Linked DNA regions of Homo sapiens: region 1 is linked to region 2. A link is a loop called in an ENCODE intact Hi-C map of the cell type or tissue named here. Cell type or tissue: spleen. All regions are shown on one strand. Each heading gives the region's core, and the rest is flanking DNA. Links, peaks and the distances in the headings are about the cores only.

Evidence for each region. Peaks named below come from ENCODE experiments on the same cell type or tissue, not always from the same donor. Only the 100,000 strongest peaks of a DNase experiment are listed, where the experiment ranks them.
Region 1: it touches region 2 in a loop (5-fold over the local background); 24 of 110 quality-filtered maps call a loop at or near these places.

The regions. Positions count from the first base shown.
Region 1 is chr7:64,318,065-64,326,407 of GRCh38, forward strand. All of the region lies in intron 1 of ZNF736 (zinc finger protein 736), which reads left to right. Among named protein-coding and RNA genes, the nearest start is that of ZNF736, 8.3 kb to the left of the region's middle. RefSeq lists a silencer at 4,854-5,054. In spleen, for the core only: no CTCF peak of the experiment used is centred there; no DNase peak of the experiment used is centred there; H3K27ac peaks cover 1,206 bases.
Region 2 is chr7:64,553,113-64,561,455 of GRCh38, forward strand. All of the region lies in intron 1 of ZNF680 (zinc finger protein 680), which reads right to left. Among named protein-coding and RNA genes, the nearest start is that of ZNF680, 5.8 kb to the right of the region's middle. RefSeq lists enhancers at 1,015-1,520, 6,079-6,373. In spleen, for the core only: no CTCF peak of the experiment used is centred there; no DNase peak of the experiment used is centred there; H3K27ac peaks cover 2,303 bases.

The sequences.
Region 1 (8,343 bases), core at 31-8,030, 240 kb before region 2:
GTAAGCAATTTTAACTATTAGTCATGAACTAAAATTTTATAAAGATATATTTTCTAATTTTTAGAAACATAGGATTTTAAATGGAAACATTTTTAATGTGGAATAGGGCATACTAACAGATCTAAATATCTTTGGTTTCTGTGAAGAAACCAAAAATATTTAGCTTAAACTTGTATTTAAAAATTAATATCTTAGCATTTTGTCTTACTTGGAGATAATTTAGATGTTTAATGAATAGCCATCATTTAATGTAGCTTAGCAACAGTCTACGAGTGTAGTTTCCATAAAGATTTGAGAAACTATTTAAATTAAACACATTACAAAACAATCAGTATTGTAAGTTTATAAACTTTTGTCCCATTTACATGCTTTATTTATTTATTCTTAACAATTATTTTTGTAAAATCTCATGAAACAGACTAATATACTCATCTAAAGTTAAACTTCCTATTATCCATTTTTATATTACCATGTTGGGCAAGTATCATAAAAGCAATAAAGTTAAATATATACATATTTTGCTGAGAAGTCAAAAGACTTTTTTAAAATTAAACTAACAATATTAAACTAGTCATGTTTACCAAAAGATTTACTCAATTCACATATTCTTAAAAATATTGGGCTTATTTTTTTAATTCATGACCAGTTATCTTTAAGTTAATTCAGTACCATGTAGATAATACACAAAGACATTTATAGACATATATATACATGTAGACACAACATATAACTTACTCATGTTTGTATCTAAAAGCCCTAGAGAGGGAGTTCATTGTAAAAGGGAGTAGAGCTTCAGACCTGAAAAGAAACTGTTTACCCACAACTCTGGGGGCTTCATGAGGAAAAACAGAGGTACCCTGCCAAAAAGGAGAAGCCTGTGGCACTTTATCTGTGCTCTTCAAGGGGTCTCAGGCTGCTAGAAGTTTCCTTTAGTTGTCCTCTATAGTGACAAAAGGTTTTAAGTGGAACATGAGACAGATAGAAGTAAATGGAAGAATTAATTCCAGAGGAGACAGTTTGAGAAGACTTTGTTTTCCAAAGAGCCAGTAAAGTTTTACATTATCCTTGCAAAAATCATGTCGGCAAGAGAAGAAACGGACACATAGAGATGCTAGTCTAGGGAGAGAGAAATTCAGTTAACTAAAGACCTTATATGGGAAAACCATAGGCCTCAAATACGTATGTATATGTATGTGTGTGTGTGTATATATAAAATATGTGTATGTATGTATGTGTGTGTGTGTATATGTATGTGTGTGTGTGTATGTGTATATATATATATATATATATATATATATATATATATATATATATATGCCTGACTAAGCCTGACTGTCAATTCTAAATAAATGGACTTTTGACTGTAGAGCTTTTAAATTTTTTAAAATTAGATTTTACCCAGGTAAATAGAAAACATTTCTTCCCTTTTTTTTTTTTTTTTTTTTTTTTGAGACAGAGTCTTGCTCTGTTGCCCAGACTGGAGTGCAGTCGAGCGGTCTTGGCTCACTGCAACCTCTGCCTCCTGGATTCAAGCAATTTTCCTGCCTCAGCCTCCCAAGTAGCTGGGATTACAGGTGCCTGCCACCACGCCTGGCTAATTTTTTGTATTTTTAGTAGAGACAGGGTTTCACCATGTTGGCCAGGCTGGTCTCGAACTCCTGACCTCGTGATCTGCCTGCCTCGGCCTCCCAAGTGCTGGGATTGCAGGTGTGAGCCACTACGCTCAGACAAAAACATTTCTTTACTTGTCTTTTTCTTTCTAAAATTTATCTTTTTCTTTCTAAAATTTACATCAAGAAGGAATTTTGGAGATGGGGCATTTTTGTTTACTGGAGGCCTAGGGTAATCACTATTCAAAGCTGTTTCTCTTTGAAATTTTTCAGTAAATAGTTTTCTTTTTTCCAAACCACAGTATATGGTTTTATTTAGTTCCAGAGAGAAGACTAAACAAACAAAACAACAAAAGTTTCTATTACACTCTAAATATAAACTGAAATTTTAAATTAAAGGGATACCTGAACTAGTGACTAAAAACCAACACAAACATTCATGAGGCCAAATCCAAGAAATCCTGTATGACTTTAAAACTTCAGAGAAATAACAAAAAAATTGTAGCTCTTCTGTAATCAAAACTTCTCCTAAGAACAGCTTACTGCAAGTGGGTTGCAATCTATATTTTCAGGCCACATTTTTTAGTATCTCAGCTTCTCAGTTTACCATCTACCCACAAAGGCCAGACACAAGATTTTAAGAAATGGTTGGTAAAACAGGAGAATGAAAGCTGTCTATGGGAGTAGACAAGTTTACAAATGTGGACTCCAGAAGGTCAAGAGCAAAAATCAAATAATAAAAACAAATACATTAGTAATTAATTATTATGTATGTAATGTTTTTTTGCCTAAGCTAGAGATAATTCATTGAGAAATAAAATTTTGAGGTTTGGTCTAAAAAAACTTCAATTTTTTTTTCTCCAATTTGATCTCAGCTAGAATGCTGTTTTGCTAATTCTCTGGATGTTAACATTTCAAATACATGGTAAGATTTACATCTCCGAGAGACTGAGAAAAGACTGGAAAAAGTTAAAGTATGTATTGTAAATCCTGCAGCAATCAAACAGGCATTTTGAACATTTAAAAGGTTTTTTTTTGAGGAAGTGAAAGAGCCCTCTTAAAATGTACTTTGAAATCTCTTATTAGAATGTAGCCAGGCAAAACAGAAAGAAGGCCTTTCATTAAATTTCATTCTAAAACCTGCCGTTTCCAATTGTGCATGGAAATATATTAATTTAGAAATGTCATAAGACCTTCATTTTTGTCATTGCATTTTGGGGTCATCTGAAGTCATGTCGGTACATTTACCCAGGCATTTGCAAGATGAAGCTCCATAGGTATTATACATAAGTTCAGCTTATGTTTCTAAGGCATGTTACCTAGAAGGAAAAGAATGGTTTTGATGATCAGTTTTCCATAATTTAGAAACTTTTCAAAGGTGATCATGGCCAGAGCAGTGTACCAGGTCTAAGTGTGCTGTGTATGAGCATCACTCCTCAAGGTGTCACCCAAGAGTTGCTGATTATAGTGCTGGGTGAGCAATGCTTATGTTTACTTCCAGCTTAGTTAAAAGTCTCTGCAGGTGTTTTTCTTTTGGGAGGACCCTGTGAGACTGGTACAAAGCATTGAAAATCATCCTAACACCTCTACAAAGTCTCTAGTTGCCTAGAGCACCCAAATGAGTCAGTTAAAGAAATTGCCTTTTATCTTTGGGATGAGAGAATTCACTCCCATGCACCTTTTGCTTTGAAGGTCCCAAAAAGTCAAGTTCAAATTAGAAGCAATAGAAAACAGCTGTGTTTTTTAAAGCATGTTACCTAATTTTAGAACAAAAGAAGTAAAACCACCAGGGCTAGACTGCCAGTATTATGACCCAGATTTTCTGTCTTGAGACAGTAGCAGAGAAAGCAGTTAAAAATATTGAAATTAAAATCTCCTGACTTTAGCCAAAAATGGAAATATTTTTTCTAGAAAGTGAGGGTTGAAAAGAACAGCTCAAGCAAAGTCTTGACCTCATGAAATAGTAGGGAGATCTGAATTCAGGAGGACTCACCCCTTACACTCAACAATGTACTGGGAGCTGGAAGAATACAAGGGGTTCTCATTGACTAGTTTCTGAGTTCAAGAGGGATGTTGGATGGTTGGGGGTGTCCCTCTGAATCCTGCTCACAGCACCAGAAATATCAATCCAAAGGAAGAAGCAGGGGCAAAAAAATAAAATTTTAAAGAATTTACTTCAGCCAAGGTGAGGACAGCTGCCTGGAAGACTCAGATGCATGTTACCTAAGATATGAACTTTGGCCTTTTTAATACGGTTTATAAAGTAAGAAGCAGAATAAGTAGTCAGCCATTGTCAGGAATTCTCGTTAGTTTGCAGAAATAACATTGATTAGTGATAAGCTGTATGTTGTTGAACTACAGTCTGAATTTAGCAATGAAATAGCTGGATCATATAATTCTATGTTCTAAACATAGAAGAAGGTACATTTTATGGTTTTTTTTTTCCAAGAAATGTCCACATTGTTTTTTATAGTGGCTACACCATTTTACATTTGCACCAGGAGTTAAAAATCATTCTAATTTCTCCCTCTTCTTTTTACCGCTTGTTCTTTTAGGGATTATGCTGTTGTTTTTCATATAATAGCCATTCTCATGTGTGTGAAGTGGTATCTCAATATGATAGAACATCAATTTTTATATTTATTTTATAAAGTTTTATTTTTTATGCTGCCACTATGCTAAATCTTGGTATTTGTCAAATCTCTTGAGTTTCTAGGTATAGTATATCATCTACAAATAGAAATTATGTTTTTATTTTTTTCCTTTGGGAATCATGTTTGATAATGCTATGTACAATATGCCAAGCACTGTTCTAAGAAGTGTTAAGATAGTAACATCAAAATACATTGTGAGCAGGAGTGAAGATACAGACATTTCTAAAATTACGGCTGAGAATGTGACAAAAGACATCTAATAGAGAAGAAAGTTCGCTTTAAAAAGGACCTGAAACTTATTCTCACAATTAAAAAGTCAACTTTTATAAGTTACACAGCCTCTTTGTGTCTCACAGCTCTTATTTGTGAAACAGATAATAATAACAGATTATTTATCGTTGAGTATATTAAGAGACAGAAGTAATATCCTGACTTGAAAATTAAAATATTTATTAGTGTAATTAACTGAGATAACAGTAATAAGAATATGTCAATTATTGGAACAGATTAGATAATAGTTTAATAGGACCATCAACATTTTAATTCTATAAAAAATGTATGTCTTTCTGTTTACTCTTTACAAAACTACTTAGTCACTCTCTATTACTTAATTACTAAAGCCTCCTAATTCTTAGTAAGGCCTTTCTAGGGCCACCTAAACTTACAGTCTTTAACCACACTGTTTATGGATTCCCTTCTTTAGCGCCTTCTTTTTTTCCTTATCTTGCCTGGTGCAAACCACAGTTTTGCTCTGCTTTTCTGTCTTATGTGTTTGTATAAAGACATCTGCCTTTATGTAAATTCTAACCAATTACAGCTGTGACATTTTCCTCGAAACATGTAAATTCTGTGAGTTCTTTTTTATTTGAAATCTCTTGTATCTTTACCATATTATGGGCACTCATTTGAAGTAATAAATATTTTTTAAAAATACCGGATAAGAAATTTTGAAACACAGTCAACAAATATTCATAACAAATATTAAACTACAGTTGCTTATTGAGCATGAAACACTTGTGATTACATTTCAATAGGTTCTGTGCTCTCAAAGTATGTTTTAAAAATTTATTTTTTTCAATTAAACTTAAGCAGTATATTGTTTTTAAAAGTAAAACAAAAAAAAATACTATTCACAATAGCAAAGACATGGAATTAACCCACATTGCTTTCAACAGTAGACTGGATAAAGAAAATGTGGTAGGTATATACCATGGAATACTATGCAGGCATAAGAAGGAAAAAGATCATGTCCTTGACAGGGACATGGATGGAGCTGGAAGCCGCTATTCTCAGCAAACTTAACACAGGAACAGAAACCCAAACGCTGCATGCTCTCATACTAATAAGTGGAAGCTGAATGATGAGATACATGGACACCTTGGGGGAACAACACACCCTGGGGCCTGTCAGGGGGCGGGGAAAGCATCAGGAAGAACAGCTAATGGGTGCTGAGCTTAATACATGGGTGATGGGTTGATCTGTGCAGCAAAGTACCATGACACACATTTACCTGTGTAACAAACCTGCACATCCTGCATATGTACCCCGGAACTTAAAAGTTGATTTTTTTAAAAAAGTAAAAAAATAAATACCTAAAAGCAGGGGGTATTTGTGGTACAAAAATTCATAGTAAACACATACCAACTATTTGAAAACATAATCTTATCTCTTAATGCAGTTATATTCTGCTTTATTACTTACATATTATAAAATATGGATTCATGGCATAATTGTCAAAGGCTTCCATCTATTCCTACCACATATCCATTTTTGCTGATTTTGTTCATTTTCTTTTTTTGTTTTTGATTTGTTCATTTTCCAACAAAGCTGGGATAAAAACATCTTCATGCTCATGCTATAATAACTTCTCACAATATGCCCTGGGTTACTCAAAAGAAAATGGAGTTGTTTTGCTCATGTTTTTGACACTTGAGTCAATCATCAACAAATAACATAAGAGGAGCCAAGGACATGTGCGTGCCTGTGAATCACTCAGCAAGTGTCAGGCAGGCCCCGGGCTGAAGGGAGACTCCAGGTGTCTCAGAAAAGGGAGGTTCTGCTCTAGTGCACACAGACTGTCACACTGTAAATTGTTCTGTGATGCCATGTTTCTCCCAGGGTCAACAGGAACTGAGGACACATAGGAAGTGAGTTAAGAGGGCAGACTCCTCCCATTTAGCTACCAGTATGTGATTTTGCCCCCCCGGACACATGCACACTATATAATAATGTGCTCACAACCCTCTTAGGACAAATCTCCATGCTCACATTTCAGCCAGATACAAGTGCCTAGAGGACTTTAGACTTATCCCTGTCCTCAGACGCTAAATCTGTGGCAACAACCTGCTCCATCCAGTCAACTGGGCTTCTGAGTCACCTGATCATAGTCTCATCTACCTGCATAGACACAGAAATAAGCCAGAGCCTAACCCTTTCTGAGCCACTATCTGTAGCACAAATTAGTCTTTCCACTAACTCTGGACTTTCCCCTGCCCATAGGTCCTATGAAACTAAATAATTCAAAATTTAAGCTGTTTGATACTCTAAATTATTCTGGGTCTTAAAGGAATGTAAGTACAAAATCTGGGTAATATGACAGGCAGCAGTAACAAGGCAGCTGTAACCTTTGTTTTTCTGTTTATGGATTACACCTACTTCTACAGCTGCATTCTTTTGTCAGGTGTTGTCAATGGCCGAAGTGCCCCATGGAAGACCTCTTTCCCCTTCACTATTGACTTTCGTTATAGATTAACCTCCCTCTTACCTATGGCTATTGCATTGTCTTAAGATGAAATGTTAAATACACGCTTAGGTTGAAAAGGAAAGAAAAACCAGTTGTAAAAAAAAAAAAAAGTTGGAAAAATACATTGTAACCAATTAATTTTTTGTAAATCTTAAGCCAGCCTTGTATAGAAACTGTTGTAGTCTTGTTAAATTTGTTTTTCGCCTGTAGAAATAAGAACTTAACTTTCACCTATGAAGCACTCATCTTATTTCACTAGAGCTTTTGTCTCCTGGATGACTATTTCTAGCTTTTCACTTGAATAAACTCTACAATTGGATTTTGAGGCTTTATTGATTATTCAGATTATTTCAGATTAACAGTCCTTCATAGCATCTTTCTTCTGCCTTTACTTCCTGACTAAACCCTCTTTCATGTGAACAAATTGTACCCAATGCCACTCGTCGGGTGCCTGATTAAAATGCCTACTGGAAATCAGATGTCCATGAGTTCAAGGTCATGGCCTTAGACTTGGCTGTTGTAAGGGCAAATACAAATTAGAAATACCAGACTTAAATTATGAAACTTGAAGATAAAAAAAGACATTTTACTCTCCTTTTAAAAAATAATTTAAGAAAACTTTTACATGTAAATTTATTTTGTGTCTCTGTTAAATGTATGTACATCATTTAAACAGGTAAATAGGACTTTGTCAGCCTTTTTAACTTAGAAATGTCTTTCTCTAGGACCTGGAAACCATTGCATTGAAATGTAAATGGATTACCTTTCTGTCCTACAGTAGGTAACTTCATAAAATATTATGAAGCCAAGGAAATCTTATTTTGCTTTTGAATATAGCCAATTTAAATTTTCATTGAATATACCCAATATACATATAGGCTTCTCAATTACCCGGTTAATTTAAGATGAACTATATATGACAAATTATGCTGTTAAGTCTTCTACTTAAAGACTAAATATGGTGATTTTTATCTCTGCTTTTGTAATCTCAGCAGATTGCCTATGATGGGTATCACATTGTGGTTTAATTATGTAAAAAAAAAAATTTTCTTTCTCTTGTACCATTTTAGAGTGTCTCTGAAGTTGGAGATAATTTTGTTTTTAATTATGTTTTCCAAACACTGTACAGAATTACCAGACAGGATATAAACACAGGAGGTACACACAAGGCTTTAGTTCAGAGAGGCTTTTCTCTCTTTGGCTTGCCCCAAAATCTGCAGGCAGAATATTTATCTGCCTATTTTTAATACACAGTCCCTTCCAGAGCACTTCAGCCAGATTTGTAGAAAAATAGCTTCACAGCAGAGCAATCAGCCATTCCAGCCCCATCTTTCAA
Region 2 (8,343 bases), core at 189-8,188:
ACACTCTATCTCAAAAAAAAAAAAAAAAAAGTATATGATTGTAGGTTGTCTACAAATGCTTCCTGTGACAATGCTAATTGTTCTGAAGTAATAAATAGAAACCAAGGTTCAACTCCAACTCCACTGTTATATACTGAATCGTTTATTTAGCTACACCTAGATTAATATGATTTATATGATTTACATATATTTCAATAAAGCAGAGAAAAAAAGTACACATAATCCAAATGCTTTAAGAAAAGAGAGATGAGGATAATAGCCTTAATAGCCTTCCTTATTTTCAGGTAGGAGAATAGAGCCTCTTATTTTTATTTTCTCCTATAACAGCCAAGTCTTTAGACATGCTCTTGAAGTCTTGGACATCTGAATTTCAGTAGACACTGGATTCAGGCATCCAAGGAGTGGCCTTGGGCACACTGTGTGCACTTGAAAGAATGTTTACAGAGAGAAAAAGCAGAATACAGAAAGGTGTTATAAAAAAAAATCTGTGCCCTCTCCCTCTCCTGTCTCCCTCTGATGCCAAGCCGAGGCTGGACTGTACTGCCGCCATCTCGGCTCACTGCAACCTCCCTGCCTGATTCTCCTGCCTCAGCCTGCCAAGTGCCTGGGATTGCAGGCGCGCGCCGCCACGCCAGACTGGTTTTCGCATTTTTTGGTGGAGACGGGGTTTCGCTGTGTTGGCCGGGCTGGTCTCCAGCTCCTGACCTCAAGTGATCTGCCCGCCACGGCCTCCCGAGGTGCCGGGATTGCAGACGGAGTCTCGCTCACTCAGTGCTCAATGTTGCCCAGGCTGGAGTGCAGTGGCGTGATCTCGGCTCGCTACAACCTCCACCTCCCAGCCGCCTGCCTTGGCCTCCCAAAGTGCCGAGATTGCAGCCTCTGCCCGGCCGCCACCCCGTCTAGGAAGTGAGGAGCGTCTCTGCCTGGCCGCCCATCCTCTGGGATGTGAGGAGCCCCTCTGCCCGGCCGCCCAGTCTGGGAAGTGAGGAGCGCCTCTTCCCGGCCGTCATCCCGTCTAGGAAGTGAGGAGCGTCTCTGCCCGGCCGCCCATCGTCTGGGATGTGGGGAGCGCCTCTGCCCCGCCGCCCCGTCTGAGATGTGAAGAGCGCCTCTGCCCGGCCGCGACCCCGTCTGGGAACTGAGGAGTGTCTCTGCCCTGCCGCCAACCCGTCTGGGAAGTGAGGAGCGTCTCTGACCGGCCACCCAGTCTGGGAAGTGAGGAGCTCCTCCGCCTGGCAGCCGCCCCGTCCGGGAGGTGGGGGGCAGCCCCAGCCCGGCCAGCTGCCCCGTCCAGGAGGTGGGGGGCAGCCCCCACCCGGCCGCTGCCCCGTCTGGGAGGTGGGGGGGCGCCTCTGACCGGCTGCCCCGTCTGGGAGGTGTACCCAACAGCTCATTGAGAACGGGCCATGATGACAATGGCGGTTTTTGTCGAATAGAAAAGGGGGAAATGTGGGGAAAAGAAAGAGAGATCGGATTGTTTCTGTGTGTGGAAAGAAGTGGACATGGGAGACTCCATTTTGTTCTGTACTGGCAAAGATTCTTCTGCCTTGGGATGCTGTTAATCTATAACCTTGCCCCCAACCCCGTGCTCTCTGAAACATGTGCTGTGTCCACTAAGGGTTAAATGGATTAAGGGCGGTGCAAGATGTGCTTTGTTAAACAGATGCTTGAAGGCGGCATACTCGTTAAGAGTCATCACCACTCCCTAATCTCAAGTACCCAGGGACACAAACACTGCGGAAGGCAGCGGGGCCCTCTGCCTAGGAAAACCAGAGACCTTTGTTCACATGTTTATCTGCTGACCTTCCCTCCACTATTGTCCTATGACCCTGCCAAATCCCCCTCTCCGAGAAACACCCAAGAATGATCAATAAATACTAAAAAAATTAAAAAAAAAATCTGTGGATGTACATGAATAAAGCAAGTTCTTAGAGACCTATGAAGAGACTTAGATTCTGACACAATAATAGTGGGATACAACACCCCACAGACCCTGTTAGATTATTAGGGCAGAAAATTTACAAATAACTCAGGATCTAAACTCAACACTTGGACAAACAGTCCTACAAAACTCTTAATCTAAAAACAACATACTATACATTCTTCTCATTACCATGTGGCACATACTCCAAAATTGACCACACAATCAGAAATAAAACAACCCTCAGCAAATTCCAAAATTACACCAACCACACACACAGAGCACAGCTTGATAAAAATATAATTCAATACCAAAAAAAAAAACACTTGAAGTGATACAAATACATGGAAATTATGCCACCTGAGTCTAAATGACTTTTGAGTAAATAATGAAATTAAAGCAGAAATCAAGTTCATTGCAAAAAATGAGAACAAAGATACAACATACCAGAATCTCTGCAACACAGCTAAGGCAGTGTTAAAGAGAAATTTATAGCACTAAAAGCTCACATCCAAAAGTTACAAAGATCTCAATTTAACAACCTAACATCATGAATAAAAGAATGAGAGAAAGCAAGAGCAAACCAACCCCTAAGCTAGGAAAAGACAAGAAATAACCAAAATCAGATCTGAACTGAAGATTTAAACAGAAAAAAAATACGAGACCAAAAAATCCAGGAATTAAACCTTTGTAAAAAAAAATATATATATATATATAAAATAAGATAAACCACTAGCTACAATAATAAAGAAATAAGAGAAGGTCCAAATAAACACAATTAGAAATGACTACCACTGACCCCACAGAAATACAAATAACTATTGAAGTCTACTATGAACACTTCTATGCACATGAACTAGAAAATCTATGCACACAAACTAGAAAATAGAAGTTTCAGGATACAAAATAAGTGTACAAAAATCAGTAACATCTCTGAACATCAACAACATTCAACCTAAGGCCAAATCAAAAAAAATCCCATTCACAATAACCACAAAAATAATAAAATGTCTAGGAATACACCTAATCAGGGAGGTGAAAAATCTCTAAAACAAAAATTACAAAATGCTTCTTAAAGAAGTCAGAGATGACACAAGCCAATGGGCAGCCATTTTATGCTCATGGATAGAAAAGACTGATATCATTAAAATGGCCATACTGCCAAATGAAATTTACAGAATTAATGCTATTTCTATCAAACTACCAATAACATTCTTCACGGAACTAAAAAAAAAAAAAAAAAAAAGTATTTTAAAATTTATATGAAACCGAAAAAAAACCAAAAACCTGAATAGCCAAGGCAATCACAAGCAAAAAGAACAAAGCAGGTGGCATTACATTACCTGACTTCAAATTATACAACAGAGTAACCAAAGCAGCATGATACTGGTACAAACACAGACTACAGAACAATGGAACAGAATAAGAGAGCCCAGAAATCATGCCACACACCTACAACCATCTGATCTTCCACAAAGGTCACAAGAGCAATGCAGGAAGAATTCCCTATTTAATAAATGGTGCTGGAATAACCAGCTAGCACTATGTAAAAGACTGAAACTGGATGCTTTCCTTACACCATATAAAAAAAAAATCAACTCCAGGTGATTAAAGACCTAAATGTAGAACATACAATTGTAAAAAACCCTGAAAGAAAATCTAAAAAATACCTATGTCAATTGGATAAAGAAAATATTATTGACATAGGAACTGGCAAAGATTTTATGATGAAGATGCCAAAAGCAATTGCAACAAAAGCAAAACTTGATAAATGGGACCTAAAGAAACTAAAGAGCTTCTTCACAGCAAAGCAAACTATCAATAGAGTAAACAAACAACCTACACAATAAAAAGAAAATATTTGTAAAATATGCTTCTGACAAAGGTCTATTATTCAAAATTTGTAAGGAATTTTAAAAATTTTACCATAAGGCGGGACGGGTACAGTGGCTCACGCCTGTAATCCGAGCACTTTGGGAGGCCAAGGCGGGCGGATCACGAGGCCAGGAGATTGAGACCATCCTGGCAAACATGGTAAAACCCCGTCTCTACTAAAAATACAAAAAAATTAGCCAGGCGTAGTGGCAGTCACCTGTAGTCCCAGCTACTCCGGAGGCTGAGGCAGGAGAATGGCATGAACCTGGGAGGTAGAGCTTGCAGTGAGCCAAGATCGCGCCACTGCACTCCAGACTGGGCGACAGAGCGAGACACTGTCTCAAAAAAAAAAAAAATTTACCATAAGGCCAGGCGCAGTGGTTCATACATGTAATCTCAGCACTTTGGGAGGCTGAGGCAGGCAGATCACAAGGTCAGGAATTCGAGACCAGCCTGACCAACATGGTGAAACCCCGTCTCTACTAAAAATACAAAAAGTAGCCACGTGTGTTGGCACGCACCTGTAATCCCAGCTACTCAGGAGGCTGAGGCTGGAGAATCGCTTGAATCCGGGAGGCAGAGGTTGCAGTGAGCCAAGATCGTGCCACTGCACTCCAGCCTGGGTGACAGAGCAAGGGTCCGTCTCAAAAAAACAAAAAAACAAAAAAAAACAAAACAAAAAAAAACTTACCAAAAAGGCCGGGTGCAATGGCTCATGCCTGCAATCCCAGCACTTTGGGAGGCTGAGGCAGGCAGATCACTTGAGGTCAGGAGTTTGAGACCAGCCTGGCCAATGTGGTGAAACCCCTGTCTCTACTAAGAATACAAAAATTAGCCGGCTGTGGTTGCATGCACCTGTAGTTCCAGTTACTCAGAAGGCTGAGGCAGAATTGCTTGAACCCCGGAGGCGGAGGACAAAGAGAGGAAAAACAGACACAGGCCTAGTTGAGGGTGGTGGGTAGGAGGACAGAAAGGACTAGAAAAAAATACCTGTTTATGCTATGCATAGTACCTCATTAACAAAATAATCTACACCAAACCCCTATGCCACAATTTTGCTTATATAACAACTCGCACGTTTACCCCCAACCCTGAAACAAAAATAAAAGTTAAAAGGAATAAAATCCACAGGTGGAGGATAGTGCAATGTAGGTGGAAGGACTTGTTTGCCCTACAGATAGTGGCCCAGGTGGGGCTGTACTTGTTTATTTCTGTGTCCGGGCAGGCAGATGAGATTATGAACAGGTGGTACAGAACCGTTGGTTGGTGGAGGAAAAAGGTTGCTGCTGCAGATTCAGTGTCTGGGGGTGGGGATATGCAGGAGACTATAAACACTTTTGTGGATTTTTGGCAAAAAAAAACACTAGGATCAAAAATGCTGTGGTGAAATTCCTGATGGTGGTGCCTAGTCCTGGGAGGAGTGTGGACACATCAATTTATGGGTATGTTTGTGAGTGGGTGGGAATCCTGGGGTGGCAGCTGTGGGAAAAGGGGGTCTGTTATCAGAGCTAATTTCCTGTAAGTTTTCAGTCCTCTCTCACCCTGGGAGGAGATTATTAAAGACCCAGCTCTTTCTAGGGAGCCTCCCCTGCAGATGTCTCAGGCTGCTCACCCCAGCCATGGAAGAAGCCTTTATACTGAGAAAAGCTACAGGGCCCTGGAAATCTGGGGACCCACAGGCAGATGTAGTTAAGGTTAAGACGGAAGGGGATTGGGAGGGTCTTACTGAAGATGAAGTTGTTACTGTTTTGAGGCAGTTTCTAGACTTTGTAAAATAAAACACAGATTTATGTAATAAAAATTTGAATTCCAAAGGAGGAAGCACCAACTATAAATCTTTAAAGATTGCAAAGTTTAGGCAGAAAAGGGGTTGCTTTTTTTTTTTTTCAATCAATTTTGAGATTTATTTTGTTAATGTTGAGGACACACCGGGGAGAAAGAAACACAAGTCGCAATAGGATCTGTGTCCTGTGTTTTTTCCAAAGAATGTTTTGGGAACTTCAGTATTTAAAGAGGAAAGAGCAAGTGGGAGGGGAAGAAAAAAGGCCGGGTGGGGGAAACAAGAGGGAGTGTAGGTGATGAGGCTATTGGCTACATTCCCATGAGGCTCTGATTAGCACTCAGTGAATCTATATTTTACATGTAGAAAGAAAGGGGTCGGAGAAGTCAATCATGCATTCCCCCTTCTCTCTCTCCCTCAGTAACTCTACATTTTATACAAGATAAAGTAAGCATGTGAAATTACAGCTGTTTGGGAATAAAAGGAAGCCAATCTTTGCATGACCCAGTTCCCAGCTTTACTTTTGGCATAGTGAGTTCAGGGTCCCAAGAGTTTATTTTCCTTCCACATATATCTGCAATTTTTGATATTACCGAAGTCAAGGGCAAAGTTTTCATTAGGAAGTTGGCAACTTCTAGGAAAGGCTTTATTCATTTGGGGGGCTGTAAGGTACATGGATATGCTTTGGTCAGAAACAGGCCGAGGCAGACAGCCGGGCCAGAGTGACTCAGCAAGTCTGGAGCACAGGCGTATAAATCCACTTTTTGTTTTATTTGTTTGTTTAGGTTTTTTTTTTTTGCTGTTGTTTTTGAGACAGAGTCTCGCCCTGTCACCCAGGCTGGAGTGCAGTGGTGTGATCTCAGCTCACTGCAACCTCTACCTCCTGGGTTCAAGCAATTCTCCTGCCTCAGCCTCCTGAGTAGCTGGGATTACAGGTGCCCACTACCACATGTGGCTAATTTTTTATATTTCTGGTAGAGACGGGGTTTCACCATGTTGTCCAGGCTGGTCTCAAACTCCTCACCTCAAGTGATCCACCCACCTTGGCCTCCCAAAGTGCTGGGATTACAGGCTTGAGCCACTGTGCCTGGCCAGGGAGGACTTTTTTGAAGATGCATAACATTTTACATCTCAATAAGAAAAGCAAAAGTATTCCTTTTAGATAATAAATGTATTATTTTATTATTTCCATTAAAAATTATGTAGTAAACAATTATTCATTTGGAAACACTTCTAGGAGGTACCAAGTTTCATCTCATAAAATTTAGCATAAAACTCAGAAATCAAGATAACAGGGTATAGACTAGAAATATTCACTGTCACAAATTTACCATGCAAAAAGAGGTACTAATGTTTTCAAGAATCTATGTAACTTCACCAATTACCTACCACATTTTCTGGTGGAAATGTATTCATTTTCTTTTCTGTTTTTTTTTTTTTTTTGAGATGAAGTTTCACTCTTTCGCCCAGGCTGGAATGAAGTGGCACAATCTTGGCTCACTGCAACCTCCACCCCCCGGGTTCAAGCAATTTTCCTGCTTCAGCCTCCCAAGTAGCTGGAATTACAGGCATGTACCACCACGCCCGGCTAATTTTTGTATTTTTAGTAGCGACAAGGCTTCACCATGTTGGCCAGGCTGGCCTCGAATTCCTGACCTCAGGTGATCCACCCCTCTTGGCATCCTAAAGTGCTAGGATTACAGGCGTGTGCCACTGCACTCGGCCGGAAATGTATTCATTTTCTAAAGCCAAAATGGAGAAGAGATTTTCTCTATTTTTTCCCTAGATAGCTAGCATTCTAAAAGTTAAGGCTTGGAATTCTGTTTGAAATTACCCAGCTAGGCTGGGTGCGGTGTCTCATGCCTGTAATCCCAATACTTTGGGAGGCCAAGGCGGGTGGATCACCTGAGATCAAGAGTTTGAGACCAGACTGGCCAACATGGTGAAACCTCATCCCTACTAAAAATACAAAAATTAGCTGAGTGTGGTGGCTAGCGCCTGTAGTCTCAGCTACTCAGGAGGCTGAGGGAGGAGAATCGCTTGAACCCAAGAGACAGAGGTTGCAGTGAGCCAAGATCATGTGACTGCACTCCAGCCTGGGTGACAGAATGAGACTGTCTCAAAAAAAAAAAAAATTACCCAGCCGTAAAAAAACTACCTGTGACAATTACTAAACTCAGTCTGGAAAACAAAATAGTAAATGAGAATTTTTAACAAATGGAATATATGTAGATATTAATTTTTTTCTGAAACTCACCTCTTTTACACCATTCGTAAATATTTTACCTTTTAATTTCCTTTACAAATTTTTCACTATTTGTCTTTCACTCTTTTTTCATCATTTTTTTTCACTATTTTTCTGCCCCCTTAGAGAATCCAGAAATTATTTCTATGTTTTTCCCTCAATACCAGCATCTGATTGACCAGCAATGTGTCCCAAGGAAACGGAAGCTGAGTTGGGTGAAGACAATCTTAATGTCTCAAGGTGTCAGCCTTTCCAAGGAAGAGTGCACCAGGAGATTTCTCTCAGCTCCAGGGCATCCACCTGCTCCCTCGAGAGGCTACACTTTGTACCTCAGGCAGTCCTGTGGGAGAAAATGACCCAGGAGCTGATATTCATTAGGCACTCTAGCAGACATAGTCATGGTGGGTATCATGGTTTATTCCCAGACAGTACTGAAACCCAGGACCAGGAAAAATCTGAAGGGTAGCCGAGGACACATCACCCCATAAAGTTTCCAAAGGGAAACTGTGACCCCCCAAAATT